Regions from separate parts of the Homo sapiens genome. Here region 2 is linked to region 1. Evidence: chromatin loops called from intact Hi-C (ENCODE). Cell type or tissue: natural killer cell. All regions are shown on one strand. Each heading gives the region's core, and the rest is flanking DNA. Links, peaks and the distances in the headings are about the cores only. Region 1 holds the start of LOC105374329 (a long non-coding RNA gene). Region 2 overlaps NCOA1 (nuclear receptor coactivator 1).

What was found. A loop is a pair of places that touch in the nucleus more often than their neighbours do. Peaks named below come from ENCODE experiments on the same cell type or tissue, not always from the same donor. Only the 100,000 strongest peaks of a DNase experiment are listed, where the experiment ranks them.
Region 2: a loop joins it to region 1, with 4 times the contacts of the local background. A loop is called at or near these places in 9 of 110 quality-filtered maps.

What each region holds. Positions count from the first base shown.
Region 1 is chr2:24,401,997-24,417,477 of GRCh38, forward strand. LOC105374329 (a long non-coding RNA gene) reads left to right here and starts at 2,032. Exons shown (of 3, transcript XR_001739340.3): 1 at 2,032-2,396; 2 at 2,766-2,880. RefSeq lists enhancers at 365-871, 872-1,378. In natural killer cell, for the core only: CTCF peaks have their summits at 8,104 (motif pointing right) and 8,303; a DNase peak (open chromatin) is centred at 8,135.
Region 2 is chr2:24,534,543-24,550,023 of GRCh38, forward strand. The region is part of intron 1 of NCOA1 (nuclear receptor coactivator 1); the gene reads left to right. Among named protein-coding and RNA genes, the nearest start is that of NCOA1, 51 kb to the left of the region's middle. In natural killer cell, for the core only: a CTCF peak has its summit at 8,885 (motif pointing left); a DNase peak (open chromatin) is centred at 8,889.

The DNA of each region.
Region 1 (15,481 bases), core at 3,972-11,971:
TCCATGTTGCTGCAAAAGACATGATCTGATTTTTTTGTTTGTTTTGAGACAGAGTCTTGCTCTTTTGCCCAGGCTGAAGTGTAGTGGCACAGTCTCGGCTCACTGCAGCCTCCGCCTCCTGGCTTCAAGAAACTCTCCCGCCTCAGCCTCCCGAGTAGCTAGGCGCTACCACGCCTGGCTACTTTTTGTATTTTTAATAGAGATGGGGTTTCGCCATGTTGTCCGGGGTGGTCTCAAACTCCTGACCTCAAGTGATCCGCCTGCCTTGGCCTCTTAAAGTGCGGGATTACAGGTGCGAGCCACCGAGCCTGGCCAGCTCTTTCTATTCTTGATGATCTCCACAACTCCCACATCATTTATGTTACCCAGTTAGACCTTGTAGGATATAATTTTGCAACCACAAGGTTAGAGATTATTACCACTTATCCCTCAATCTCTTGCCAATAAACAGAACACAGAAAACATTACTAACAAATTTACCAAAATTCTCTAGAACTCACACTAAGTTACAGGTTTAGAGCAAAGCTTTAATGATGTAAGCACACGTTAATTTGTAAATAAACTGAGCTCACACCCTGACCTTGTACCGAAGGAACAGTGCTTCCATTCTTTAACTTATGTTGCCTACAAAATAAACATCCTGGGATAGAAATATTGTGTGATGGGGCTGGGCGTGGTGGCCCATGCCTGTGAGAGGTGACAATGTACTAGCAGCCCTTGCTCGCTCTCAGTGCCTCCTTGGCCTTGGTGTCCACTCTGGCTGCGCTTGAGGAGCCCTTCAGCCTGCCGCTGCACTGTGGGGACCCTTCTCTGGGCTGGTCGAGGCCGGAGCGGGCTCCCTCTGCTTGCGGGGAGGTGCGGAGGGAGAGGCGCGGGCGAGAACGGCGGCTGTGTGCGCGCTCGCAGGCCAGCATGAGTTCCCGGTGGGCATGGGCTCAGCGGACTCCGCACTCTGAGCCGCCGGCCAGGGCCGCCAGCGCCGGGGAGTGAGGGGCTTAGCACCCGAGCCAGCAGCTGCGGAGGGTGAGCCAGGTCCCCCAGCACTGCCGGCCTGCCCGCATCCCACTTGAATTCTCGCCAGGCCTCAGCCGCCTCCCCGCAGGGCAGGGCTCAGAATCCGTAGTCCGCTCTGCCCGCGCCTCGCCCCCCGCCCGCCTTTCCCCCGCGCCTCGCCCCCCGCCCCCCGCGCTCGCCCCCCCCCCGTCTCGCCTCCCCCCGCCCGCCCTCCCCCCAGCCCCCTCACCCCCCCTCCACCACTCCACCACCCCCCAGGCCTCCCTCCACCACCGCCCCCAGGCCTCCCTTCACCACCCCCCCACACGCCACCGTGGGCTCCCGCGCGGCCCGAGCTTTCCCGGGGGGCACCACCCCCTGCTCCACAGCGTTTGGTGCCATCCACCACCCAGGGGGCTGAGGAGTGTGCGCAGGTGGCAGGACTGGCAGGCAGCTCCACCGGTGGCCCTGATGAGAGATCCACTAGGGGAAGCCAGCTGGGCTCCTGAGTGAGGTGGGGGTCTTGGAGAACTTTTATGTCTAGCTAGAGGATTGTAAATGCACCAATCAGCACTCTGTGTCTAGCTCAGGGATTATAAACAGACCAATCAGTACTCTGTCAAAACGGACCAATCAGCTCTCTGTAAAATGGGCCAATCAGCTCTCTGTAAAATGGACCAATCAACAGGATGTGGGTGCAGCCAAATAAGGGAATAAAAGCAGGCTGCTGGAACCGGCAAGGCAACCTAGTTGGGTTACCTTGTCTTTTGTGGAGGTTTTGTTCCTTTGCTCTTTGCAATAAATTTTGCTGCTGCTAAGTAGTTGGGTCCGTGGTGCTTTAAAGAGCTGTAACACTCACTGCGGAGGTCTGCAGTTTCACTCCTGAAGCTAGTGAGACCAGGAGCCTGCCAGAAGGAAAAAACTCTGGACATGTTCAAACATCGGAAGGAACAAATTCCAGACACACTATCTTTAAGAACTGTAACACTCAACCGTGAGGGTCCGCGGATTCATTCTTGAAGTCAGTGAGACCAAGAACCCACCAATTCCGGACACACCTGGAATTCTTTGGAAGGCTGAAGCAAGAGGATCATTTGAGGCCAGGAGTTTGAGAAATTCTATGTGATATAAAGCAGATGCATAAAATTTGCCCACATCTGCAACTTACTTATAAAATGTTTTTTTCAAGAGACTGGAACTTCTAGTGCATAAATACAGTTTGGGTTTAAAAACCCAGAATCCTGAAAAAAATGGCTCTACTTAAAAAACGACTGTTTTTGGTAGTTGAACAGTAATTTAAAGGGCTCTTCAGTGACGTTAGAAATCATTAAATCCAATTCTTTCCTTTTAAATGTAAGGAAGCTGTTGAAGAAAAGTCCCATGCTGTGTTTTATGTTTTGAAGGTATCAGAACTTCTTAAAAAATTAACTGCTGTAGCGGGGAGAGAGCAGAGGGTCTGCTTCTTCAAATACTGGCGATCACACCATGGTTTTATATTGTTTTGGAAATAACTTTTAGTTGAAAAACTTCGAGGAGTTCATTGTAAGTTCAATTACAGCTGGAGGGATATAATTTATTGTAATTTATTAGTCATTGAATATCCATGTGCTCCCAAGACTCCCCAGCTCCCTTGCAGTTAGGAGGGCCTATGCGACTCGTTTTGACAAATGAGCCGTGAGTGGAAATGACATGTGTCACTTCTGGGACAAAGCACAAAGAGAAGAGCACTTTATCATTCTTGATTCCTCTCTCTTTTCTTGCCGCAATGACAGCCGAGGCCAAATGTGGAGATGGCATAACCAGAAGAGGGAACGAACTGGCCTGGATGTGACTCATGCTTGGAAGGGAGCTGTCTGGAAGGACCACAGTACCTGCAGCCAACTTTGTGTGAGTGGAAAATAAATAGGTTAAAGCAATACAATTGGGGGATTGTTATTGTAACATAACGTAGTCTATTCCTGGTTAATGCATTAACAATGCCCTCTCTTAACAGTAGCCGCTTTTTAAACTTCCCCCACTTACGTAAAACATAGTTTATAATATCTAACATTCATACTAATTTAAAAGTTTAATATTCACACAGGGAAGACATCTCTTGTTTAAAAATGTTGATGGCAAGGGAATTATTTATTTATTTGTTTAGAGACAGAGTCTCACTATGTTGCCCAGGCTGGACTCAAACTCCTGGATTCAAGTGATTCTCCTGTTCAGCCTCCTGAATAGCTGGTACTATAGGTACATGTCACCATACCCAGCAGAATCATAATTTTTTCTTTTTCTTGAGACAGAGTCTTGCTCTGTCACCCAGGCTGGAGTGCAGTGGTACCATCTCAGCTCACTGTAATCTCCACCTCCTGGGTTCAAGCGATTCTCCTGCCTCAGCCTCCCGAGTAGCTGGGACTACAGGTGCATGACACCACACCTGGCTAATTGTCGTTTGTTTGTTTTTGAGATAGAGTCTCGGTCTGTCGCCCAGGCTGGAGTGCAGTGGTGCAATCTCGGCTCACTGCAACCTCCGCCTCCTGGGTTCAAGCAATTCTCTGCTTCAGCCTCCTGAGTAGCTGGGATTACAGGCCCCCGCCACCATGGCCAGCTAATTTTTTGTATTTTTACTAGAGACGGGGTTTCACCATCTTGGCCAGGCTGGTCTTGAACTGACCTTGTGATCCACCCCCCTTGGCCTCCCAAAATGCTGGGATTAGAGATGTGAGTCACCACGCCGGGCCTAATTTTTGTATTTTTAGCAGAGATGGGGTTTCGCCATTTTGGCCAGGCTGGTCTCAAACTCCTGACCTCAAATGATCTGCCTGCCTTGGCCTCCCAAAGTGGTAGGATTACAGGTGTGAGCCACCGCGCCCAGCCTGTGTGGTGGCATATGCCTGTGATTCCAGCTACTTGGGAGGCTGAGGTGGGAGAATTGCTTGAACCCAGGAGGCGGAGGTTAGTGAGCTGAGACCAAGCCACTGCACTCCAGCCTGGGCGATAGAGTGAGACCCTGTCTCAAAAATAAATAAATAAATACAAATAATTAAAATTAATTTGTAAGAGTTCTTTAAAGTTCTTTCTCAAGAATATTTGATATAACTATAATTTTCCATTCCATGGCTTACCTTTCTACCTTCTTCATGGTGTTTTGTGATGGACAGAAGTTATTAATTTAATTAATTAATTTTTTTTTGAGATGGAGTCTTGCTCTGTCGCCCAGGCTGGAGTGCAGTGATGCGATCTTGGCTCACTGCAACCTCCACCTCCCGGGTTCAAGCAATTTTCCTACCTCAGCCTCCCAAGTAGCTGGGATTACAGGCAAGTGCCACCATGCCTGGCTAATTTTATTTTGTATTTTTAGTAGAGACGGGGTCTCACCGTGTTAGCCAGGATGGTGTCCATTTCCTAACCTCGTGATCTGCCTGCCTAGGCCTCCCAAAGGGCTGAGATTACAGGCGTGAGCCACCGGGCCAAGCCAAAGTTATTAATTTTAATGTGGCTTAATTTATCATTTTCTTTATAGTTAGTGGATTTTTTTTTCCTACTTGAGAAGAAAGTTCCTCTGGTCACTCTTTAATAACACAAGTATTTTTTCCTCATTAGTTTAAAAATCCAAATTTAACCGTATAATATTGAACAGATCTTGGCAGCCTAACCAATAGCCATGACCGACTTTTTCCCTGTTAACAAAGCAGAATTGATGGAAGAAGGGATTAGGAGAAATGTATACCCTGAAAACATAGTGTTTGGCCAAAGGCACCCCACACTTGATGCACTGAATCAGAATTCTTGGATTGGAACTTAGATGTGTGTAATTTTTGTTTTGTTTTGTTTGTTTTTGAGACAGAGTCTTGCTCTGTCGCCCAGGCTGGAGTGCAGTGGCTTGATCTCTGCTCACTACATCCTCCGCCTCCCGGGTTCAGGAGATTCTCCTGCCTCAGCCTTCTGAGCAGCTGGGATTACAGGCGCACACCACCATGCCCAGCTAATTTTTTTTGTTTTTAGTAGAGACGGGGTTTCAGCATGTTGGTCAGGCTGGTCTCAAACTCCTGACCTCGTGATCCACCCGCCTCGGCCTCCCAAAGTGTTGGGGTTACAGGCCACTGTGCCTGGCCAGTTTTTGTATTTTTAATAGTGATGGGGTTTTACCATGTTGGTCAGGCTGGTCTCGGACTCCTGACCTCAGGTGATCCTCCCACCTCAGCCTCCCAAAGTGCTAGGATTACAGGCATGAGCCACCATGCCCAGCCAGATGTGTGTAATTTTTAAATGTTCCCCAGATGATTCAGTTATACCTTTTATTTTAATTTAATTAATTTTTTGTTTTTGAGACGGGTCTCACTCTGTAGCCCAGGCTAGAGTGCAGTGGTGTGATCATGGCTCACATGCTGCCTCGACCTCATGGGCTCAAGCGATGCTCCCACCTCAGCCTCCCAGGAAGCTGGGACCATAGGTGTGCACCACCAGGCCCAGCTACTTAAAAAAAAACAAACAAACTTGTAGAGATGGAGTCTCGCTGTGTTGCCTAGGCTAGTCTCAAACTCTTGGGCTCCAGGGATCTTCCTACTTCAGCCCCCCCAAAGTGCTGGGATTACAGGCATAAGCCACTGCATCCAGCTTCGGTTGTATCTTGATAAAGACTAAGAAAAACAATCAAAACAAAACACAAACTCAAGTGTCTAGAATGTCACTGAAGGAAGGAGAGAGTTTCAAGCAGAAGTTGGAAAACAGGCTTAGATGTAGCAGAGAGTTCAAGGAGGATAAAGATGATGAAAAATGTGTTGAGTTGGCTTGAATCTTCAAAGTCATTGGTAAAGTAAGAATGCTTTTAGTACAAAGGTGGGGTATAGAATTTGGGTTACATGATATTAAAGATGGGGAGTAGGCAATTAGAACAGCAGTCCTGAACTTTTTTTTTTTTTTTTTTTTTTTTTTTTTGAGACGGAGTCTCGCTGTGTTGCCCAGGCTGGAGTGCAGTGGCACTGTCTCGGCTCGGGCTGACTGCAAGCTCCGCCTCCTGGGTTCACGCCATTCTCCTGCCTCAGCCTCCTGAGTAGCTGGGGCTACAGGCATCTGCCACCACACCCAGCTAATTTTTTTGTATTTTTAGTAGAGACAGGGTTTCACCATGTTAGCCAGGATCGTCTCAATTTTCTGACCTCGCGATCCGCCCGCCTCGGCCTCCCAAAGTGCTGGGATTACAGGCATGAGCCACCACGCCCGGCCGGTCCGGAACCTTTTTGGCACCTGAGTCCAGTTTGTGGAAGACAGTTTTTCCACGGAATGGGGATGGGAGGGTGGGGGTAGTTTCCGGATGAAACTGTTACACCTCAGATCGTCAGGCGTTAGATTCCCATAAGGAGCGCAACCTAGATCCCTTGCTTGTGCAGATCACAATAAGGGTTTGTGCTCCTATGAGAATCTAATGCCACCACTGATCTGACAGGAGGCAGAGATGGCAAATCCATCTTCAAGGTTGGATTTTTGAAAGTTGGTCCTTTGTTTTAGGCTTTGTCAGGCAAATATATAGCCTCCAAAGTTAGCATGTGGTATTTCATATGGCAACCACAGATCAGAAATTTGAGGAGGAGCTACATCATGTAGGAATGACTTTGGTTGAAAGCAACAGAATATCCAACTAAAAGTGGCTCAACCCATATGATCCATAATATGCCACTTACTGGTCCATGGCCTGGGGGTTAGGTACCCCTGAGTTAGAAGGCAAAAAAAATGTGTATATATCAAATGTTCAAGGAGAGTAGATGGCATTAAAAACAGTTTTGCAGGCTGGGCACAGTGGCTCATGCCTGTAATCCCAGCACTTTGGGAGCCCGAGGCAGGCAGATCACTTGAGGTCAGGAGTTCAAGACTAGCCTGGCCGATATGGTGAAACTCCGTCTCTACTAAACAAACAAACAAAAATTAGCTGGGTGTGGTGGGGCACGCCTGTAATCCCAGCCACTCATGAGGCTGAGACAGGAGAATCGCTGGAACCTAGGAGGCAGAGGTTGCAGTGAGCCAAGATCGCGCCACAGCACTCCAGCCTGGGTGACAGAGCGAGATTCAGTCCCCCTCCCCCCCAAAAAAACAAACAAAAGAAACCAAAAAAAAACCCCTAAAAAACAGAGTTGCAGAATTAAGCACAAAAGATGTTTGTTTTCCAGTTTGAAGAATTGAGATACAAGAACATGCAATCCTTGAACTTCAGAGTTGAGGAGAAGCTTAAAGATGACCTGGTTGGATTTTATGTGTTATTTAAGCTTCCTTCACAAAGTCCTTTCGGGCTGTTCATGCCTAGATGCCTCTCATGGTGAGGCCTCCCTCTGCCCTCAGGAGCAGCCTGTTGTGTCTTTGCATGGCTTCCAGTGAAAGCTCTTCTTTATCATGAGCTCAACACTTTCCTCCTCAGATTTCACAGATTGTCATAGTTGAAGCAGGAGGACAGGTGTCAGCTGTGCGAGGATGTTATCTTACTAATACATTTATTTAACGGCTTTCTGAAGGAAATGATTAAAAGAATCTGGCTTGATATTTTTGTTTAAAAAAAAACCGCTAGCCCAAATTTAAACGAATAGGATAGTTTAAGAAATAGTTGTTCTTTAAGGATGGTTTTTTGAAAGTTGGTCCTTTATTTTAGCCTTTGCAAGGCAAATATATAACCTCCAAAATTAGTATGTGGTATTTTTATATACTCTGTCTTTTGAAACTCTGTCGCCCAGGCTGGAGTGCAGTGGCACAATCTCGGCTCACGGCAACCTCCATCTCCCGGGTTCAGGTGATGCTCTTGCCTCAGCTATTTTTGTATTTTTCGTAGAGATGGGGTTTCACCATGTTGGCCAGGCTGGTCTCGAGCTCCTGACCTCAAGTGATCCGCCTGTTTCAGCCTCCCAAAGTGCTGGGATTACAGCGTGAGCCACCACGCCCAGCCAATATGTGGTATTTAGTATGGCAACCACAGATCGGAAATTTGAGGAGGAGCTATATCATGTAGGAATGACTTTGGTTGAAATCAACAGAATATCCAATTCAAAGTGGCTCAACCCATGTGACCCATAATATGCCACTTAGCAAAACGTCTGGAATCCCTGGAGTAGATGTGTTAGGCACAAATTTGAGGTTTCCATGGCTTTCCTCTTCTGACCACAAGATGGAGCAGCTGCTCTAAACATTATATCCTCAGAGGGCCACATTTAAGAAGGCAGGAAGGAGGCTGGAGCAAAAGGGCTTTCTCAAGTCCCCCTAAGCAAGAATTTAAACTGGGCCCCCCAGGAGACTTCTTCTGTCAGAATTTAATTACATGTCCATCGCTAGACTGACAAAAGAAAAGTTAGAGAACCACGATTTACTTAGAACCTAAAGCTGGGCACATGGTTGCCTGGTCAGAATAGGGCTTTTATTTATGTACTTGATTTTTTTAGGTGAGAAAGAAGTGAAGTATAGCCATTGAGTAGGCTGCCAATAGTGCCTGCCAGAGACACTCAGGAGAGATTATATGCTAAATCCACCAGACCCTTTGTCTAAGGGCAGGACGTCACCTCTTCAGAAACTGTTTTTCTTCTTGTGGTAATTATTAATTCTCTGCAGTGATTTAGAAGAATTCTTGTACTAAATGTCTTGCCATTAAAAGTTTGATGAGTATAGAAACTGACAGTAGAACTATTTTTAAAAGTAATTCTACTTCTAACCCAAACTTCTTACTCTAGCTATTATTTTACCACGACGTGAGTTGTACGAATCACCTCCAATTTACATATTATGGAAGAGCCTTACATGGAAAAGAAGAAATCATTTTCAAATTAGACATTCCATCTAGAACTGTCAGTAGCTGATTCCCATCACTGTCTTTTATTTCTTCATGCTTTTAGATGAGAGTAATCATATCTGCAGTAATTCCCAAGATAAAGTTTTCTTTTTACAGCTAATTTTATGAAGTTTTTTTAATTTCAAAGAATAAAGCAATTATTCTTTCTTTTTGAAATTGCATATCGTCCAGAAACATTAATTATTCTTTCTTTTTGAAATTGTATATCAAGTTTAGAAATATTGACTTCTTTAATTTGAAACACTAATGTCAAGTGATAGGTATAAACATCTATATTCTATCCTCTTTCTTTCAGTGTACTTCTTGTTCTTGGCAGATCCTCATTCCTACTGGATATCTGTTGCACGCCAATTATCTTAGGCTACAGCTGTTTACTGACAGCTGTTCTCTCTACTGCCCACCAGGCAGCCACCCTTTTGTGGCAATCCATGCCTCTGCCTCCCAAGTGGGGCTGCTTTGGCCGGGGCTTCACCCTTAGCTCAGGCACAGAGCTTCTGATCTAAATCAATCCAAAGCTTGCATTTCCAGCAAAAGTATCATTTCTTCTCATTGGCTATGAATGAGGCTTCCATTCATCAGTCATTTTTCTGGGGACTTCTGAGGGAAAGATTCTTTCTCTGTCCTGCTAGATTTTTACCTGAGGGAATGTGAGGCCCAAAGTTGCTGCAGCCATCTTGACATCTTCAGTGGGAGCCAGTCTGAGAACAGAGGTGAGAGAGAGAGAGGGAGAGAGAGAGAGAAGCAGACCCTCGTGATACATTTCAACCTTTAAGCCAAGATAGCAGCAAGCCCTATTTCCAGACTTTTCAGTTACATAATCAAGTAAATTTGCTGCTTTGTTTAAGCATCTTTCTCTTTCCCTCTCACCTTCTGTCATGGGATGACTCAGCAAGAAGGCCCTTGCAAGATGCTGACACCTTGATATTGGACTTCCTAGCCTTCAGAACTGTGAAGAATAAATTTCTTTTCTTTATAAGTTGCCTAGTCGCTGGTATTCCCTTATAGCAGCACAAAATGGACTAAGACGGGCACGATAGATTGACCTGGCTGTGTGACTGCAATCTCTGGGCTTGGCTGAGGGCCATTTGTGCCTGGAATTGGAGGACACTGTGAAGACATTGTCCATTTCAGAAAGGCTTTGTTCCTAAGTCAGTGCCTCTGGCCTTCTCCACAGTGACCTTTGCCACACTCCACCCCAGGGGTCCACATTCTTGTCAAAGGGTGAGAAATCTTTTGTGACTGGCCATGATGATGCCATTGTAACACAGGTGGCCAATCAGTTTATACATCTGTTTATCCCCTTAAACAGGTCATTTATTTTCATGCACAATTGAAACTGTAAGTCAAACTCTGCTTCTTTATGGTGGTAAATAGTACGTTGATTATGCTAAAGAAAGATTATTATCGTAAGTGAACACCTGTGTCTTGTATCACAGTGGTACTACATCAGGGAAACCTGGTGGTCTGTTTTATTTATTTATTTACTTATTCAAGAGACAGGATCTCATTCTGTCACACAGGCTGGAGTGCAGTAGCACAATTGTAGCTCATTGCTCTAACTCCTATGCTCAAACAATCCTCCTGCCTCAATCTCTCAAGTAGCTGGGACTGCAGGTGTGTGCCATACAGTCAGCTAATTTTTTTGTTTTTGTTTTTGAGACAGAGTCTCTCGCTCTGTCGCCCAGGCTGGAGTGCAGTGGCACAATCTTGGCTCACTGCAACCTCCGCCTCCTGGGTTCAAGTGATTCTCCTGTCTCAGCCTCCCGAGTTGCTGGGATTACAGGCATACACCACCACGTCCAGCTAATTTTTTTGTATTTTTAGTAGAGATGAGTTTTCATCATGTTGGTTAGGCTGGTCTCGAACTCCTGACCTCAAATGATCGCCCGCCTCAGCCTCCCACAGTGTTGGGATTATAGGCATGAGCCACTGGGCCTGGCCTAATTTTTTTTTTTTTTTTTAGATTTTGTAGAGGCAGGGTCTTCCTATGTTGCCCAGGCTGGTCTTGAACTCTTGGCCTCAAGTAATCCTCCCACTTTGGTCTCCAAAGTACCAGGATTACAGATGGGAGCCACCATGCCTGGCCATGTTTTATTTTTAATAGGAAATTTGTTCGCATGGCTGAAAGCTCAAAGGGTACAAATAAATGTTTGTGAAAACTTTCCTTCCCGCTCCTGTTTCCCAGGTGCCCAATTCTCTTCCCCAGAGCTAATCCATTTCATGCTTTTGATGTAGCCTCCCAGAGTGACTTTATGCATATTTAAGCAAACAATGTATTATATTCCCCCTTTGCCTCAACACTGGTGTATGGACCTTCTGAGCCTTGCTCTTTTCACTGAAGATATCTTGGATGTACTTGCATGTAGTACATAAAGAGCTTCTTCATTCTTTTTGGTAGCGTCTGAGTATCCCACAATTTCATAATAGCATGATTTCATTAATGTCTGTTGATGGACATTTCAGTTGCTTTGTATCTTTGGCTCTTGAAAACAATGCTACAATAAACAATCTTGTACATATGTCATTCTGCACTTGGGTAAATATATTTTTGCAGTAAATGTCTAGACGTAAAGTTTTTGGGCCAAGGGTATATGTGTTTGTATATCCTCCCCAACACACACTTTTTTAGTTTAGTTTTTTTTTTATTTTTTATTTAAGATGGAGTCTTGCTTTGTTGCCGAGGCTGGAATGCAATGGCCCGATCTCGGCTCACTGCAACCATCTACCGGGCTCAAGCGATTCTCCTCCCTCAGACTCCCAAGTAGCTGGGATTACAGGCGTGCGCCATCATGCCCTGCTAATTTTGTATTTTTAGTAGAGACAGGGTTTCACCATGTTGGCCAGGCTGGTCTTGAACTCCTGACTTCAGGTGATCTACCTGCCTTGGCCTCCCAAAGTGCTGAAATTATGCTAGGCTTAGGTTTTATTATACTCGAAAAAATAATGCCTACCATGGGAAGAAAATCCAAATAGAATAAAAGTGTATGTATATAGGCCAGGCGCGGTGGCTCACGCCTGTAATCTCAGCACTTTGGGAGGCCGAGGTGGGCGGATCACCTGAGGTCGGGATTTCAAGACCAGCCTGACCAACATGGAGAAACCTTGTCTCTACTAAAAGTACAAAATTAGCCGAGGTGGTGGTGCATGCCTGTAATCCCAGCTACTTGGGAGGCTGAGGCAGGAGAATCGCTTGAACCTGGGAGGCGGAGATTGCAGTGAGCCAAGGTCGCGCCATTGCACTCCAGCCTGGGCAGCAAGAGCGAAACTGCCTCAAAAAAAAAAAAAAGTGTGTGTGTGTGTGTGTGTGTGTATATATATATATATAATATACATATACATATATATACACATATACATATATATACACACACACACACACACAGATATATATATATATATATACACACACATACAGTAAAAAGTAAGTCCTCTTACTCTTTGGTTTCCAGGCTCCCTCCCTGGAGGTAACCACTGTTTGTGTGTGTACTTCTAGATATATGCATATACAAACATATATATATGAATAAGTATATGTCATCATTTGCCTTTGCTTAAAAGGTATATACTACACATACTATTCTGCACCTTGAGTTTTTAATTAATATGTCTGGAGTTTATTGCATACCAGTAAGTATAGATCAACTTCATCCTCTCGTTATCTTTTTTTTTTTGAGACAGAGTCTCGTTCTGTTGCCAGGCTGGAGTGCAGTGGTGCTATCTCAGCTCACTACAACCTCCGCCTCCTGAGTTCAAGCAATTCTCCTGCTTCAGCCTCCCAAGTAGTTGGGACTACAGGCACGCACCACCATGCCTGGCTATTTTTTGTATCTTTAGTAGAGACGGGGTTTAACTCTGTTGGCCAGGCTGCTCTCGAACTCCTGACCTTGTGATCCTCCCGCCTCAGCCTCCCAAAGTGCTAGGATTACAGGTGGCAGCCACCTCGCCCAGCCATCCTCTCCTTATCTTTAAAGTCAATATAGAATTTATTTTGAAGAGACTAATATTAGTTTTTTCATTAAAAAAATATATAGTTTACACAAAATAAAATATTTTTTACTGTACAATTCTGTAAGCTTTGACAAACATGTATATTCAGCTTGTAATTTTTTTTTTTTAGAGACAGAGTCTCCCTCTGTCACCCAGGCTGGAGCACAGTGGCGCGATCTTGGCTCACTGCAACCTCCGCCTCCTGGATTCAAGTGATTCTCCTGCCTCAGCCTCCCGAGTAGCTGGGATTAGAGGCATGCGCCACCATGCCTGGCTAATTTTTGTATTTTTAGTAGAGACGAGGTTTCACCATGTTGACCAGGGTGGTCTGGAACCCCTGACCTCAAGTGATCTACCTGCTTTGGCCTCCCAAAGTGCTAGGATTACAGGCTGAGCCACCAAGCCCAGCCTGTATATATTCTATTGTAATTTTGATGGACATTGCAAATTGCTCCCTTGAGAATTTCGGTCAGTTCACACTCCCACCAGCAATGCATGAGTACCTGCTTTTCTGCAGTCTTGCCGATTTAGATGTGTCATAAAACTTTTTGATCTTACCAATCTGCAGGTAAAAGTGGAATTGCATCATTTACAATTTCATTTCTCTTAGGATAAAGCTGAGCATCTTTTCATTTGTATAAAATCTGTTTATGGCTGGGAGCGATGGCTCACGCCTGTAATCCCAGCACTTTGGGAGGCCGAGGCAGGCAGATCACCTGAGGTCAGGAGTTCAAGACTAACCTGGCCGACCTGGTGAAATCCTGTCTCTACTAAAAATACAAAAAATTAGCCGGGCACAGTGGCAGACGCCTGTAATCCCAGCTACTCGGGAGACTGAGGCAGGAGAATTGCTTGAACCCGGGAGGCAGAGGTTGCAGTGAGCCAAGATCATGCCATTGCACTCCAGCCTGGACAACAAGAGTGAAAATCCACATCAAAAAAAAAAAAAAAGGCTGAGCGTGGTGGCTCATGCCTATAATCCCAGCACTTTGGGGAGGCCAAGGCAGGTGGATCACAAGGTCAGGAGTGGAGCCTGGCCAACATGGTGAAACCCCATCTGTACTAAACACACACACACACACATACACTCTAGCCGGTCATGGTGGTGCAGGCCTGTAATCCCAGCTACTCGGGAGGCTGAGGCAGGAGGATTGCTTGAACCCGGAAAGCAGAGGTTGCAGTGAGCTGAGATCATGCCACTGCACTCCAGCCTGGATGACAGAGTGAGACTCCGTCTCGGAAAAACGAAAAAAAAAATCTGCTTATATTTCCTTTTCTGGAAACTCTCCATACTTTTTTTTTTGACCTATTTTTCTATTGTGGATTGGTCTTCATTTGTAAGGACTCCCAATAAATTGGGAAATTTGCCCTTGTCTGTGATATAAATTGCAAAAATTTGGGAAACTTGATGTTCATAGAAACATCCAAGAAGAATTGTATTCCCTCCACAACTCATGCATAAACCTTTCAACCATTGGGAGAACACTGCATATGCAAAGTTCCACTTCAAAACTGAGATTTGGCTTAGAAGGTTGTCATGCTTTGCAAAAAAAAAAGTGTACACTATTGTTCTGAAACAAAGGAATGAATCTGTGCATCAACAATGTAGTTTTTGGATAACGTTTGAGGATTACAAGTTAATGTTATTATTACAAGTTTATTATAGGTAATATAACCAATTGGGTCTCTCTGATTAAAATGTCCAAATATCCCCTGGTTCATTGCAGGCACATGGAAAGTTGAAAAGTCATCTCTATGTGCTTCCTTCCTGCCATAACTTTGCAAGATTATTACATCACATTAAAATAATAAGATCACAGTTTGGGTGATCTATCTTCAAAATGCACACGTGATATTCAACAGTGATATCTACATCTAAAAATGTAAAGGAGAAGAGTTGGGACTTAAGAAAATAAAACATTATGGCCAGGCATGGTGGCTCACACCTGTAATCCCAGCACTTTGGGAGGCTGAGGTGGTAGGATCACCTGAGGTCAGGAGTTCGAGACCAGCCTGACCAACATGGTGAAATCCTGTCTCTACTAAAAGTACAAAACTTAGCTGGGTGTGGTGGCAGACGCCTGTAATCCCAGCTACTTGGGAGGCTGAGACAGAAGAATTGCTTGAATCCAGGAGGTGGGGGTTGCAGTGAGCCGAGACTGCCACTGCACTCCAGCCTGGCGACAGAACGAGACTCCATTTCAAAAAAAAAAAAAAAGAAAAACATTATCTTTTCTGTGCATGACATGGAGAAGTAAAAAAATATGTTATTTGGGCCGGGGGTGGTGGCTCAAACCTGTAATCCCAGCACTTTGGGAGGCCGAGGTGGGTGGATCACCTGAGGTCGGGAATTCGAGACCAGCCTGACCAACATGCAGAAGCCCTGTCTCTACTAAAAATACAAAATTAGCCGGGCAAGGTGGCACATGCCTGTAATCCCAGCTACTCAGGAGGCTGAGGCAGGAGAATCGCTTGAACTCGGGAGGCAGAGGTTGCAGTGAGCTGAGATCATGCCATTTCAGTCCAACCTGGGCAATAAGAGTGAAACTCCATCTCAAAAATATATATATATATATTTATATATTATAATATATATTTATATATTATAATATATATTTATATATTATAATATATATTATATTATATATTTATATATTATAATATATATTATATTATATATTTATATATTATAAT
Region 2 (15,481 bases), core at 3,956-11,955, 130 kb after region 1:
GGGTGTCAATTTTAGATCTTTCCTGCTTTCTCTTGTGGGCATTTAGTGCTATAAATTTCCCTCTACACTTTGCTTTAAATGTGTCCCAGAGATTCTGGTAGTTGTGTCTTCGTTCTCATTGGTTTTGAAGAACATCTTTATTTCTGCCTTCATTTCGTTATTTACCCAGTAGTCATTCAGGAGCAGTTTTTTCAGTTTCCATGTAGTTGTGCAGTTTTGAATGAGTTTCTTAATCCTGAGTTCTAATTTGATTGCACTGTGGTCTGAGAGACAGTTTGTTGTGATTTCTGTTCTTTTACATTTGCTGAGGAGTGCTTTACTTCCAATTATGTGGTCAATTTTAGAATAAGTGGGATGTGGTACTGAGAAGAATGTATATTCTGTTGATTTGGGGTGGAGAGTTCTGTAGATGTCTATTAGTTCTGCTTGGTGCAAAGCTGCGTTCAAGACCTGGATATCCTTGTTAACCTTCTGTCTTATTGATCTGTCTAATATTGACAGTGGGGTGTTAAAGTCTCCCATTATTATTATGTGGGAGTCTAAGTCTCTTTGTGGGTCTCTGAGGACTTGCTTTATGTATCTGGGTGCTCCTGTATTGGGTGCATATATATTTAGGATAGTTAGCTTTTCTTGTTGAATTGATCCCTTTACCATTATGTAATGGCCTTCTTTGTCTCTTTTGATCTTTGTTGGTTTAAAGTCTGTTTTATCAGAGACTAGGATTGCAACCCCTGCTTTTTTTTTGCTTTCCATTTGCTTGGTAGATCTTCCTCCATCCCTTTATTTTGAGCCTATGTGTGTCTCTGCACGTGAGTGGGTCTCCTGAATACAGCACACTGATGGGTCCTGACTCTTTATCCAGTTTGCCAGTCTGTGTCTTTTAATTGGGGCATTTAGCCCATTTGCATTTAAGGTTAATATTATTATGTGTGAATTTGATCCTGTCATTATGATGTTAGCTGGTTATTTTGCCCGTTAATTCATGCAGTTTCTTCATAGCATTGCTGGTCTTTATAATTTGGCATGTTTTTGCAGTGGCTGGTACTGGTTGTTCCTTTCCATGTTTAGTGCTTCCTTCAGGAGCTCTTGTAAGGCAGGCCTGGTGGTGACAGAATCTCTCAGCATTTGCTTGTCTGGAAAGAATTTTATTTTTCCTTCACTTATGAAGCTTAGTTTGGCTGGATATGAAATTCTGGGTTGAAAATTCTTTTCTTTAAGAATGTTGAATATTAGCCCCCGTGCTCTACTGGCTTGTAAGGTTTCTGACAAGAGATCCGCTGTTAGTCTGATGGGCTTCCCTTTGTGGGTAGCCCGACCTTTCTCTTTGACTGCCCTTAACACTTTTTCCTTCATTTCAACCTTGGTGAATCCAACAATTATGTGTCTTTGGGGTTGCTCTTCTCGAGGAGTATCTTTATGGTGTTCTGTGTACTTCCGAATTTGAATGTTGGCCTGCCTTGCTAGGTTGGGGACATTCTCCTGGATAATATTCTAAAGAGCATTTTCCAACTTGGTTCCATTGTCCGCATCACTTTCAGGTATACCAATCAAACATAGATTTGGTCTTCTCACATAGTCCCATATTTCTTGGAGGCTCTGTTTGTTTATTTTTACTCTTTTTTCTGTAACCTTGTCTTCTCGCTTTATTTCATTAATTTGATCTTCAATCACTGATATCCTTTTTTCCACTTGATTGAATCGGTTATTGAAGCTTCTGCATGCGTCACAAAGTTCTCGTGCCGTGGTTTTCAGCTCCATCAGGTAATTTAAGGTCTTCTCTACACTGTTTATTCTAGTTAGCCATTCGCCTAACCTTTTTTCAAGGTTTTTAGCTTCCTTGCAATGGGTTAGAACATGCTCCTTTAGCTCGGAGAAGTTTGTTATTACTGACTTTCTGAAGCCTACTTCTGTCATCTCATCAAAGTCATTCTCCATCCAGCTCTGTTCCGTTCCTGGCAAGAAGCTGCAATTCTTTGGAGAAGAAGAGTCGCTCTGGTTTTTAGAAACCAGCTTTTCTGCTCTGGTTTCTCCCCATCTTTGTGGTTTTATCTACCTTTGGTCTTTAATGTTGATGACTTACAGATGGGGTTTCGGTGTGGATGTCCTTTTTGTTGATGTTGATGCTATTCCTTTCTGTTTGTTAGTTTTCCTTCTAACACTCAGGTCCCTCAGCTGCAGGTCTGTTGGAGTTTGCTGGAGGTCCACTCCAGACCCTGTTTGTGTGGGTCTCACCAGTGGAGGCTGCAGAACAGCAGATACTGCAGAACAGCAAATACTACTGCCTGATACTTGCTGGAGGCCATTTTCTGAGTGAAGTAACTGAAGCATGGAAAACCAAATACCACATGTTCTCACTTATAAGTAGGAGCTAAGCTATGGGTACACAGAGGCATACAGAGAGATATAATGGACTGTAGAGACTCAGAAAGGGGAGGTTGGGAGAGGGGGCAAAGGGTAAAAAAAACTACATATTGGGTATAACGTATGCTACTTAGGTGATGAGTGCACTGAAATCTCAGACTTCACTACTATACAATTCGTCCATGTAACCCCAAACCACCTGTACCCCAAAAGCTACTGGAAAAAAAAAGATATCTGGACTCCCATGTTCATTGTAGCATTAGTCACAATAGTCAAGATACAGAAACAACCTAGGTGTCCACTTATGGACAAATCAATAAGGTAACTGTGATACATACACACACACACACACACACACACACACAGACACACAAACACGAAAATTATATAAGCCTTGAAAAAGAAGATCCTGCCATTTGCCACAACGGATGGACCTGGAAGACATTATGCTAAGTGAAGTAAGTCAGACATGGAAAAATATTGTATGATCTCACTTATATGTGGGAGATTATATATATATGTGTGTGTGTGTATATATACATAATATATTTGTGTGTGTATATATATATAATATATGTATGTGTGTGTGTGTGTGTCTCTCTCTCTCTCTCTGTATATATATAAAATGCACAGAGATAGAGAATGAAACTGGTTACCACAGGTGGGATGTTGGGGAGAAAGGTGAGGAAATGGGGATATGTAGGTCAAAGGATACAAAATAGCTGATGTATAGGATGAACAAGTTTAGATATCTGATGAACAACGCAAAGATCAAAGTTAATAAAGTTGTATTATGTTAGGGGTTTTTGTTAAATAAGTAGATTTTAGATGCTTTTGTCACAAAAAGTATGTGAGGTAATAAGTTATTATCTGCTTCACTGTAGCAATCATGTTTCTATCTATCTATATATATCTCATAATGTTATGCTGTAAATCTCAAATATATACAATAAAACTTGTTAAAAAAAGAAAACTAACATAGTGGAAATTCTGTTTTGATTGCAATTCTGTATCTGCTAACTTTTTGTGTCTAAGAAGGGGACAATCCATAGCAAAAACAAACTGACAAATACTTTTCCTTCCTGGTAATCCCACACTTATGGAAGTTAAGAAATTTATCTTGCTTCAGTGTTAAGAAATGACTTTTTATTTTATTTTTCTTAAGAGATAGCTTTTTAAATGTTTGTTTTTAGTGTATCTGATGAAATTACAGACTATATCTATTAAAATAGCAAGTGTTATATATGTGTATGTTATTTGGTCACTTGATATAAAAGCAGGTTTATGGCCTGAAATGAATACTTTTTACCTTTCCATCCCTGGTTTGGGCACTAGTAGCTGCCTCAAAGAACAGTCATATTCAAAAGCAAGTCTTGGCAGAATGCTCATAGACTAAAATTGAGGCAATAGTGCATGTTAGGAGAACTTTTATTTTCGAGTAATTTTTAACTATTAAGATGGTATTATCCTTTCCAAAACCTCGAAAGACTGGAAAAGCAATAGAGTAAGTCATTGAAATTGAATGAACTTTTGTAACGGGAATCAGAAGATCTGGATGCAAATCCATATTCTGCCAGAAGCTCTGAGTTTGAGCAGGTCAATTACTTGTTTGGGATGTAATTCTTTAATCTGTAACTTGAGAGCTTGGATGCGATGTTCTCTTAAAATCTTTTCCAGCTTAAAAAGTCTATGACTGCGTAGACTTCCTCACCACCTCTAAATGTCTGTATATACTTTTATTCTATTTTTTCTTGAAGGAAAAGTTAAGTGACTTTCCAAGACCAGTTCATATGAGCTTAAAACTGCCCCTTCCCAGTTGCTCTGATTTCATTGATGTTTATCCAGCATTTATTTGTCATGTACGAGACTTCAGATTCTTTTAGGTTCTGGGGAGAGAAAGATGAAGAAAACAGACTCTGTCCTCAAGGAGATTACAGTCTAGTAGGGGAAGAAAAAAAATGTGATATAGTGTAGTTAAAAAGGGATGTAACATGACAGCGTAGTGATACAAAGAGGAAGTGAATCTTCTTTTGACTAGTCAAGTAAGAGTTTACAGAGGACAGGACCTCTAAGCAGAGCGTTAAAATTCAAAGACCTGTCCCCCTAATAAAATACTGTATGTTCTTAACGTGTAAAAGTTAGGAAGTACAGATAAGCAAAAATCAAGAAAACAACCACTATTAATAACTTAATATGCATTCCTTCTTACCCATTTGAAGGTGAGTTTTTTCCCCCCCATTTAAGAGATGGGGGTCTCACAAAATTGATGAAGCTGGTCTTGAACTCCTGGCCTCAAGTGATTCTCCCATTTTGGCCTCCCAAAGTGCTGGGATTACAGGCATGGGCCACCATGCCTGGCCTCTGAAAGTGGGTTTTGTACAATGCCTAGAATACTATAATAAAAAGAGTCAGGGTTGGGGAAGGAAGCATTAGAGACAAAAGGAATGATGAATGCAAAGATATGAAGGCCTGAAAAAGCATGTTGTGTATGGCCTCCCATAATTACTGAATACTTAGGTGTGGCTGCTTCATGAGGGATATTGCGTGGGGAAAGAGCAGGTGTAGGAAGTCATCAATTAGATCATAGAGGGCTTTGCATATACTAAGGCATTTAGAGTCTGTCTATAGGAAATCAGAAGCCATGAAGAGTTTTAAGCTGGGCAAGGGACAGATTCATGATGTGATTTGCATTTCAGAATACTTATTCTGGCCAGTTTCACAAAGGCAGACTGAACCTTCACTACCTTTTTGTATTCCTTCACCAAACCTATAGAAGTAATAGAAAAATTTGAATGTGGCCATGTATAGACACAAGAAGAGGAACTCTCCATAAATCAAAAACTGTGAAGAATTTCTGAACATAAATAGGAGGTCCTGTGGGTAACACTCATACCATAGGTAAGAGGCTAGGAAGGGTCCCAGAATAATCAATAGGGTAATTCATTAGCATTACTGCAACATGAGCAACCAAGCAGCTTCAACATCTATGTATTCTAACACCAACTTGAGCAAAGTAAAGGATCTGTTTCCATGTGAGAACTGCATGTAGGAGCCCTGAGTCTATGAGAGTAGGAAGCAGTTGGGGGTAACTGGCTATATTCATGTCTAGAAGACGAAGGACTGAGAACCCTGTCTGTGACGTGTTCTGCTTCTCCTTCTCTCCCACTGAAAGCAATATGAGATAAGTACTGCTCCTGAGTGAGCTGTACCAAAAGCCTACAGAGTGTAACAGAATCCCAAGTACAAAGATAAGAATCTCTTAAATGTTTCAGGAAAGCCAACACTATAAAAAAGAATCAACAAAAAAGAACTTAGGATCAAATAAAAAGTTACTAGAACAGAGTTCTAAAATGTGTACCTAATACTTTTAGACAGATAGGGAATTTATTATATCCTTAACAAAAACAAGTGGCTATAAAACAAGAGTAGGCATTTATTTAAAAGAGTCAATTAGAGATCTGGGGAATGAAAAATATAGTTGTTGAAATGGAACAGTCTTTTTGGTGCCAAGATGGATGGATTAGAACTGTGCATGATTGATAGCTGGGAGAACTGGCTTTTTTTTTTTTTTTGAGACGGAGTTTCGCTTTTGTCACCCAGGCTGGAGTGCAGTGGTGCGATCTTGGCTCACTGCAACCTCTGCCTCCCAGGTTCAAGTGATTCTCCTGCCTCAGCCTCCCCAGTAGCTGGGATTACAGGCGCGTGCCACCACACCTGGCTAATTTTTATATTTTTAGTAGAGACGAGGTTTCACCATGTTGGCCAGGCTGGTCTCGAACTCCTGACCTCAAGTGATCCGCCTGCCTCAGCCTCCCGAAGTGCTGGGATTACAGGTGTGAGCCACCGCACCTGGCCAGAACTGGCCCTTTTTGATGATCCAGTGATATAATGAGATCCTGAACTTAGATAGCAGCATAAGGAGACAAACAAAAGAGATGTTAAATATGTAGAATTAAGAAGACATATGTGTGGGAATGAGACAGAAGGGGGATTCTAGACTATTCTTAGGTTTCTTGATTGGTTGAGTGGAGAGATGGTATTGCCAGAAACCATGGTAGCAAATGCAACAGTAAAAGCATTTTGGGGATGAGAGTGAAAGATACTACTATCTCACTTGGGCATGCTGAGATTGAGATGCTTGTGAGACAACCACACGAAAAAGTGTTATAGTCTGTTAGGCTAGTGGATATATGGATTTGGAACTCAAATGTCTGGGGTTGAGGACAATTGGGAAGTCATGTATAAGTGATAATGGTAGTTGATAATGGCAGTTCATGGGTGAAGTTGCTCAGGAAGAATGAATATACTGTGAGACAAAATGACCACTACTGTTTGAGAGCTACGTTGAAGAAGGGGAGCCTGCAGGCAAGGGAGAGAAGAATGGTTGAAAGAGTGAGAGGTGAACCAAGAATCATGTCATGGAAACCAGAGAAGTAATGGAGTGGTCAGCAGTGCCAGATTACCAAAGGATAAGAAAGGACTGAGTAGTGATTTGATAACTAAGAGATGACCAAAACAGGAACAGCTGAACTACCTTCCTCCAGATCTGTTATGTGAGAGAAAAATAAAACTCTCTTTTATACAGACTACTGGTATTTGTCATGTGCAATGGAACCTAATCCTAACTGACACACAGAGCCAGTGCATTGGCTGGATTAAGGCTACTATGGAGGCTAGGAGAGGTTGTGGCCCCAGTTGGTTTTTGATTTCCAAAGTTGACATAAAGGGGAAATTATCTGAAAAAGATTTTTTGACATAAAGGGGAAATTATCTGAAAAAGATTTTAACACTGATCTAAATAATCCTTGAGAGAGCCTTTCTCAGCTTCAGATTCTGGAAGAACATGGCCATCCCTCTTGTAGTGTGAGCCAACAGAAAATTCATAGGAATAAGACTCAGAAGTTCTAAAGAAGATATAATTTGAGTTTTCATAGCAGATGGCTGCCTGTGAAATAGTTATGACACTGCATCAGACTTTAAAAATTTAAATTCATAGACTCAGTGCAGTGAGATTTAAGAGGGGATTATTATGAACAAGAAGGCACTCTGAGAACAGGAAAAAGATTTTGGAAAACAAAATCATTAATATTGAACTAAAATTAATAATAATGAAAAGTAGATTGGATACTCCAGGAAATAATACTAGTGAGTTAAAAGACTAGTTCAATTGATGTTCCAGAGTTATGGGAAGATAGACATGGAGATCATGACCAAGAAGGTAATAGAGTAGATAGATGCAAGAAATTTGGTATATATAAATTGGGTGTTCTAAAAGAACAGAGATGATGCATAAGTAGTCAAACAATACAGAAAGTGTTGAAAATGTAGCTAAATTGAAGACTTTAACTTTTAAAAGAACTAACCTGATTAGTGAATGTGCTAGTCACATTTCTGATGTTCAAGGATAAGAGGGAAAATTCTACAAATATTCAAAGGGGGGAACCAAATGATTTTCAAAGGGAAGACAATCAGGTTGGAATCCAGTCTTCTATTTAATGAAAAATGCTGGATCAGAGAATTTAAGATCTTTGAATTAATAGACTATACGATTCTAGTAGAAAATTTGGATGACTGGCATAAATTATACACTTTTTTTTGGCTAAACAAGGATATAAAATATAACAATAATTTTTGCTTTAGGTTAAATAATACTGTCACTGTTTTTGATTGTACTGAGGACTAGTGAAAACTTTATCGCCAAATAGCATTGGTTTTGGGCTTGGAGTTTGGGAACTACTGTTGTAGGTGATGTTGGTCTCTCTGCAAGTTCGTAAGAGGAGAAGATGATGTAACCTCAATTTTATACCTTGCTACACTGTCATTGACATACAAAGGCTAAAGAGAGATTTCCAGACAGACAAGGTTTCAGAAATTATACTAACTTTTTACTTTTTCTGAAGAATATATCCAAGAGAATACTCTTTAGAATAATATAATTAGTAAACTTGATTTAACAGATTAATATTAAACTTTGTACCTTACAAGGGGATTTTATTTTGATTACTTGTAAAATCGTCACTAAGTCTAAGCCACAGAAATAACAAAAATGGAAACTCAAAAGTATTTAAGCATTTGTTGTGCTGGGCAGAGAGCTAGTCTCTGAGGATACAATGACAAACAGGGTTGTCTTATTCTGTTTTGTATTGCTATAACAGAATATACCTGAGACTGGTAATTCATAAAAGTTTACTGGGCTCATGATTCTGCAGGCTGGGAAGTTCAGGAGCTTAGTGCTCCATCTAGGGGCTTATGGTGAGGACCAGGTGCTGGGTCAAAACACAGTGGAAAAGCAGAAAAGGGAGTGGGCATGTACAAAGAGATCACATCGTGAGAGTGGAAGCAAGAGAATTCTAGGAAGCCAAACTTCCTTTTATAACAACCTGCTTTTATAACAATCTACTCTTGCAGTAACTAATCCAGTCCTGAGAAAACTCACTCCCACAGAAGAGAATTAAATCTATTTGTGAGGGATCTGCCCCCATGACCCAAACACCTTCCACCAGGCCCTGCCTCCCAACACTGCCACCTAGGGGATCAAGTTTTAAGATGAGTTTTGGAGGGGACAAATCAAATCGTAGCAGAGATAATGTGATTTTTTTGCTCAGATTGAGTTTCTAGTCTAGCAAGGGATACAAAATAAACAGATACTACAATGTAGTGTGATGGTTGCTACAGTGGATGGACCACATAATTGAATGTGAGCGTAGAACAGGAGCACTTAACCTAGATGAACAGGGAAGGCAGAGATGGCTTTCTAAAGAAGGAACATCTGAATTGAGACAAGAAGACAGGAGAGAGAAATTGAGAAGATTTCAGATTAGTTGATTGCAGAGGGCATAAAGTGAGAGAAGGATGACAGGAAAGAGGTCACTAGGTATTATATCACACAGCCCTGAAAGCAATGTTAGGGCAGTTGGGCTTTATCCTGAGAGGAATGGGAATCTATTGAAATATTTTAATAATGAAAAGTGATATGATCTGGTTTGTTTTTTAGAAAAATTACTCAGATTGTAGTGTGAATGGATTAGAGCCAGGTAAAATTAAAGGTAGGGAGATCAATTAAGAAGCTGTCTTGTGTATTCATTTGTTCTAACAAGAAATTTTTCTAGGTGGGAGGTAATGTTAGATTGGCTACAGTAGGAGGATCATAAGGATGGAGATGTATTTGAGAAAGATTTAGGCTTTGGTGGTTAGTTACTAGGGAGAGTAGAGAGAAGAGGACCAACCTAGTCTTAAATTTCTGGCTTATGCAGATAGGTAGATGATGATGATGGTGTCATTCAGTAGATAAACCCTGGAGGAGAAGATTAGGGAAGGATGGTTGAGTTCAGTTTGAGATGCCTATGAGACACCTAACTTGAGATCCAACTGGTAGTTGGATAAGTGGGTTTGAAGTTTAGGAGAGAGATTTGGGTTGGAGATACTGATTTGGAAAGTATCAGCATTTGGAAAGTAAAGTTGTGGATATGAAAGATAACTCAAGTAAAATGTGCGGAGATGGAAGAGGTGATCCAGGTCAAGGATCTTAGGAACACGTGCTTCTAAAATGAGGATTCTGGCTGGGTGCGGTGGCTCATGCCTGTAACCCCAGCACTTTGGAAGGCCAAGGTGGTGGATTGCTTGAGTTCAGGAGTTTGAGACCAGCCTGGGCAACATAGCAAAACCTCATTTCTACAAAAAATACAAAAAATTTGCTGGGCATGGCAGTATGCACTGTAGTCCCAGCTAGGGCAGCTGGGGTGGGAGGAGCACCTGAGCTCAGGAAGTTGAGGCCACAGTGAGCCATGATTGTGCTGCTGCACTCCTCCCTGGGTGACAGAATGAGACCCTGTCTCAAGAAAAAATAAAAGAAGATTCTGTTAATAAGACTTTCAAAAGAAAAAGGTAGGACAGAAATTCAGTAGAGTGTGAGCTAACAATTCAAAAAACATTGCACATGTATATTGGGATTAAAAAAATAAGTAAATGAATGGTGAATCATGGGAACTAGTTTTCTCATTTTTGGAGAGTGAGGTAACCACAGGCAGGAAGAAGGCTAGAATGAACCATGTGGTACTGAATTAGAGTTTGAAACATAAGCATTGAACACACATTTACCTTAATATTGATACAGATTCAGAAATAAATACAGATATGTATGTATACATAGCCTAGTATACATACATTTATTTACTAGCTCTGTCTGCTGAGAGGGCCTAGGAGCAGTGACAACCCAGTAGCATGAGCACACCCAGCATCAGATCTTGGTTTCTAATACCACTCTCCAATAGAAAGAACTAAGGCTCCCTGGAAAATGGCTGATTCTTGGGCCGGGGCAGGGAATTTGCAAGATGAGCCTGGAACATTGTAGAGTGCCAGAAAATAAGAAAATATGCAAAATGCAAAAGGACAGGGGGTTGGTAAAGGGATACAGGAGCCAACTGAAAGAGCACCCAGTGACTGAAGCTGGAACAATTTGAGCAATAAAATAAATAATATTGCATTATTGGATTATGACCCAAAGCATAAAATAAATATCCCTAAGTCCACACTGATTAAAATAAATGGTTAAATAAATAACTGTCCCCACTTATTTATCTTGTACAGAATTCCAAATAATTTGTGCAGACACTCCCCTCCTCAAGGAAGTGGAACTTAACCCCCCACCTCCTACCACCCCCTTGAGTATGGGCTGCACTTGGTGACTGAGAGGAATGGTTATTTGTATAGATTCTGTTTGAGATCAGATAAGTCAAGGACCAAGGTATTTACATAGGATATAGCATTAAAGAATGTTGGTGATCTCAGAGGGAACAGTTTGTGGGGAGAGGTAGATACTTGTACTCTTTACGTATGTGGCTCTAAATTTAACCAGCCTTATAGAATATTTATTCTGTGTTTTTATTAGATTTATTTACTTATTTTTTTGAGTCGGAGTCTCGCTCTCTTGCCCAGGTTGGAGTGCAGTGGCACGATCTCGGCTCACTGCAACCTCTGCCTCCCAGGTTCAAGCAATCCTGCCTCAGCCTTCTGAGTAGGTGGGATTACAAGTGCATGCCACTACACTCATCTAATTTTTGTATTTTAGTAGAGATGGGGTTTCACCATGTTGGCCAGGCTGGTCTTGAACTCCTGACCTCAGGTGATCCACCTGCTTTGGCCTCCCAAAGTGCTGTGATTACAGGCATGAGCCACCACACCCAGCCTGTTTTTATTGGATTTAATCACAAACTGACAGCTATTTAGTGTCTATCAAAAGTTCACTGAAGCTATGATTGTACTGCTGTACTCTAGCCTGGGCTACGGAGCAAGATCCCATCTCTTAAAAAAAAAAAAAAGCTCACTTAATGCAAAAAATCCACATCAGATACAAGACAGACTAATGAATATCTTAATTATGCATTCATGTAGTTTCTTGTATTAAGTCTTTAGAGAACAAAAGTATCAAGACCACATCATCTTAGTCTCCTCTGACATGAAAATGCCTGTGCTGAGTTCTGATTTAATATGTTATTTGTCTGTATAGAATCAATCTGTAAGAAACATCATTTGAATGATGTGCATTTTCTAAAATTTTCTAAAATTATATTTGAAACTATAGTCCTAGGTTCATTGTTCTTTGTACAAGTGCATCTAATTAAGATAGAAAAATTACATGTTTTCTTTTTCTTCTTACTGAAAAATGAAAACTTATAACCTGGAAAACATGGACCCAAATTTGACACTTGGTGTTTGTAATTTGCTGATATCACGAGCTTGATAGTATCTTTTTCAATTGTCTACAGCAGTGATTTATAATTTTTACAATTCTGGGGATCAGGAGTTTGAGCAGGGCTCAGATAGGGGATTCTTCTGCTCTGTGTGGCATCGGTTGGGATCACTTACTCAGCTGGTAACTGGTGTGGGCTGGACAGTCTCAGGCTTTCTTCACATGTCTGACACTTTTGTATGCCTCCACATGGCATCTCCTCAGCATTGTGGTGTCAGAGTAGTTGGATTTCTCACATGGCTTCTGACTTCCAAGAAGAGGGAGTAAGGGGAAGCTACCAGTCTTCTGGGTTCCTGCAGTTTCAGAATGTCACTTTGACCACATTCTTCCTGCTGGTCAGAGCAAGTCACAAGGCCAGCCAGGATTCAAGGGACTGGGAAATAAAGCCTCATCTCTTGATAGGTGGAATGACATGTGCACATTGGAAAGGAAATAATCAATGGCGGCCAAGTTTGGAAGATTAGTTTGTGGCTATACCATCTATTACAGTATCTAATCTTTTAATTTATTTACATGATTTTATGATTAATCCTCTTTATCTTGTATTTTAACATGTAATAATTTAAGTCCTCTTAGAAATTAGGTTATAAATCTCAAATTAAAATTATTGACCTTAATTTAATAGAAGAGATTTTGGGATAATGGGAGGCCTGGATAAACCTCTTTTTTGTGTCATTCACTATATATTCGTCTTGTCATTCACTATAAATTTAATAAGTATCTTGGTTTATTTAGTTGCAAATCTTCCAAAACATCTTTGCTTAGTAATTGCAGCTATATTATGAGAATTTACTCTTTCATCTTAGTTTTCCCTGAACTGGAGGGCTTACTGACGTGTCCATATTTTTTTAAACCCTGATAAACTATGTAGAGCACAGTTTAGCAAAGACTATCATAATTTAAAATGCAGATACTCTTTGACTCAGTAATTCTGCTTCATGAGTACAGAGATACAGCATTGTATGGCAAAATATTGCAAATGCATAATCAGTGAGGGGCTGATTAAATTGTGATGTATTCATATATCATGAGATTGTTAAAAAAAAGGATGAGGGAGCCAGGTGCAATGGCTCATGCCTGTAATCCCAACACTTTAGGAGGCCGAGGTGGGCGGATCATGAGCTCAGGAGATCAAGACCATGCTGACTAACGTGGTGAAACCCTGTCTCTACTAAAAATACAAAAAAATTAGCCAAGCCTGGTGGCGGGCACCCGTAGTCTCAGCTACTCGGGAGACTGAGGCAGGAGAATGGCGTGAACCTGGGAGACGGAGCTTGCAGTGAGCCGAGATCGCACCACTGAACTCCAGCCTGGGCAACAGAGTGAGACTCTGTCTCAAAAAAAAAAAAAAAAAAAAGGATGAGGGAATTCTATAAGGAATGCTATGAAATGAGTGCTAAGATACACTATGTTAAAAAAAGATATGAAACTGTATAGTATTGTATTACTCTGTTTTCTTACTGCTGATAAAGACACACCTAAGTCTGGGCAATTTACAAAAGAGAGAGGTTTAATGGACCTACAGTTCGACATGACTGGGGAAGCCTCACAATCATGGTGGAAGGGGAGGAGCAAGTCACGTCTTACATGGATGGCAGAAGGCAAAGAAAGAGGGCATGTGCAGGAAAACTCCCCCTTACAAAAGCATCAGATGTTGTGAGATTTATTCACTACCACGAGAACAGCATGGGAAAAGACCTGCTCCTGTGATTCAATTACCTCCTACCAGGTCTTTCCCACAACGTGGGAATTCAAGATGAGATTTGGGTGGGGACACAGTCAAACCATATCATTCCATCCCTGGCCCCTCCAAATCTTGCATCCTCACATTTCAAAACCAATTATGCCTTCCCAACAGTCCCCCAAGTCTTAGCTCATTTCAGCATTAACTCAAAAGTCCACAGTCCAAAGTCTCATCCAAGACAAGGCAAGTCCCTTCCGCCTATGAGCCTGTAAAATCAAAAGCAAGTTAGATACTTGGGGGTACAGGCATTGGGTAAATACAGCCATTCCAAATGGGAGAAATTGGCCAAAACAAAGGGGCTACAGGTCCCAACCAAGTCCAAAATCCAGCAGGGCAGTCAAATCTTAAAGCTTCAAAATGATCTCCTTTGACTCCATGTCTCACATCCAGGACAAGCTGTTGCGAGGGGTGGGTTCCCAAGGTTTTGGGCAGCTCTGCCCCTGTGGCTTTGCAGGGTACAGCCTTCCTCATGGCTGCTTTCATGGGCTGGCGTTGAGTGCCTGCAACTTTTCCAGGTGCATGGTGCAAGCTGTTGGTGGATCTACCATTCTGCGGTCTGGAGGATGGTGGCCCTCTTCTCACAGCATCACTAGATGGTGCCCCAGTAGGGACTGTGTGTGGGGGCTCTGACCCCCACATTTCCCTTCTGCACTGCCCTAACAGAGGTTCTCTATGAGAGCCCCGCCCCTGCAACAAACTTCTCTTTGGGCATCCAGGTGTTTCCATACATCTTCTGAAATCTAGGCAGAGGTTCCCAAACCCCAGTTCTTGACTTCTGTGCACTCACAGGCTCAACACCATGTGTAAGCTGCTAAGGCTTGGGGCTTGCACCCTCTGAAACAACAGCCTGAGTTGTACCTTGGCCCCTTTTAGTCATGGCTGGAGTGGCTGGCACACAGGGCACTAAGTCCCTAGACTGCATATAGCAGAGGGACCCTGGGCCTGGCCCGCAAAACCATTTTTTCCTCCTAAACATCTGGGCTTGTGATGGGAGGGGCTGCCACAAAGGTCTCTGACATGCTCTGGAGACATTTTCCCCATGTCTTGGTGATTAACATTCGGCTCTTCATTACTTGTGCAGATTTTTGCAGCCAGTTTGAATTCTCCTCAGAAAATAGGATTTTCTTCTCTATCACATTGTCAGGCTGCAATTTTTCCATATTTTTATGCTCTATTTCCCTTTTCTTTTAAGACAGAGTCTCACTCTGTCACCCAGGCTGGAGTGCAGTGGCGCAATCTGGGCTCACTGCAAGCTCCACCTCCCGCGTTTACGCCATTCTCCTGCCTCAGCCTGCTGAGTAGCTGGGACTACAGGTGCCCACCACTGCGCCCAGCTAATTTTGTTTTTGTATTTTTAGTAGAGACAGGGTTTCACCGTGTTAACCAGGATGGTCTCGATCTCCTGACCTTGTGATCCACCCACCTCGGCCTCCCAGAGTGCTGGGATTACAGGCATGAGCCACCGCACCCAGCCTCTATTTCCTTTTTAAAATTGAATGCCTTTAACAGCACCCAAGTCACCTCTTGAATGTTTTATTGCTTAGAAATTTCATCCGCCAGATACCCTAAATCATCTCTCTGAAGTTCAAATTTCCACAAACCTCCAGGGCAGGGGCAACATGCCACCA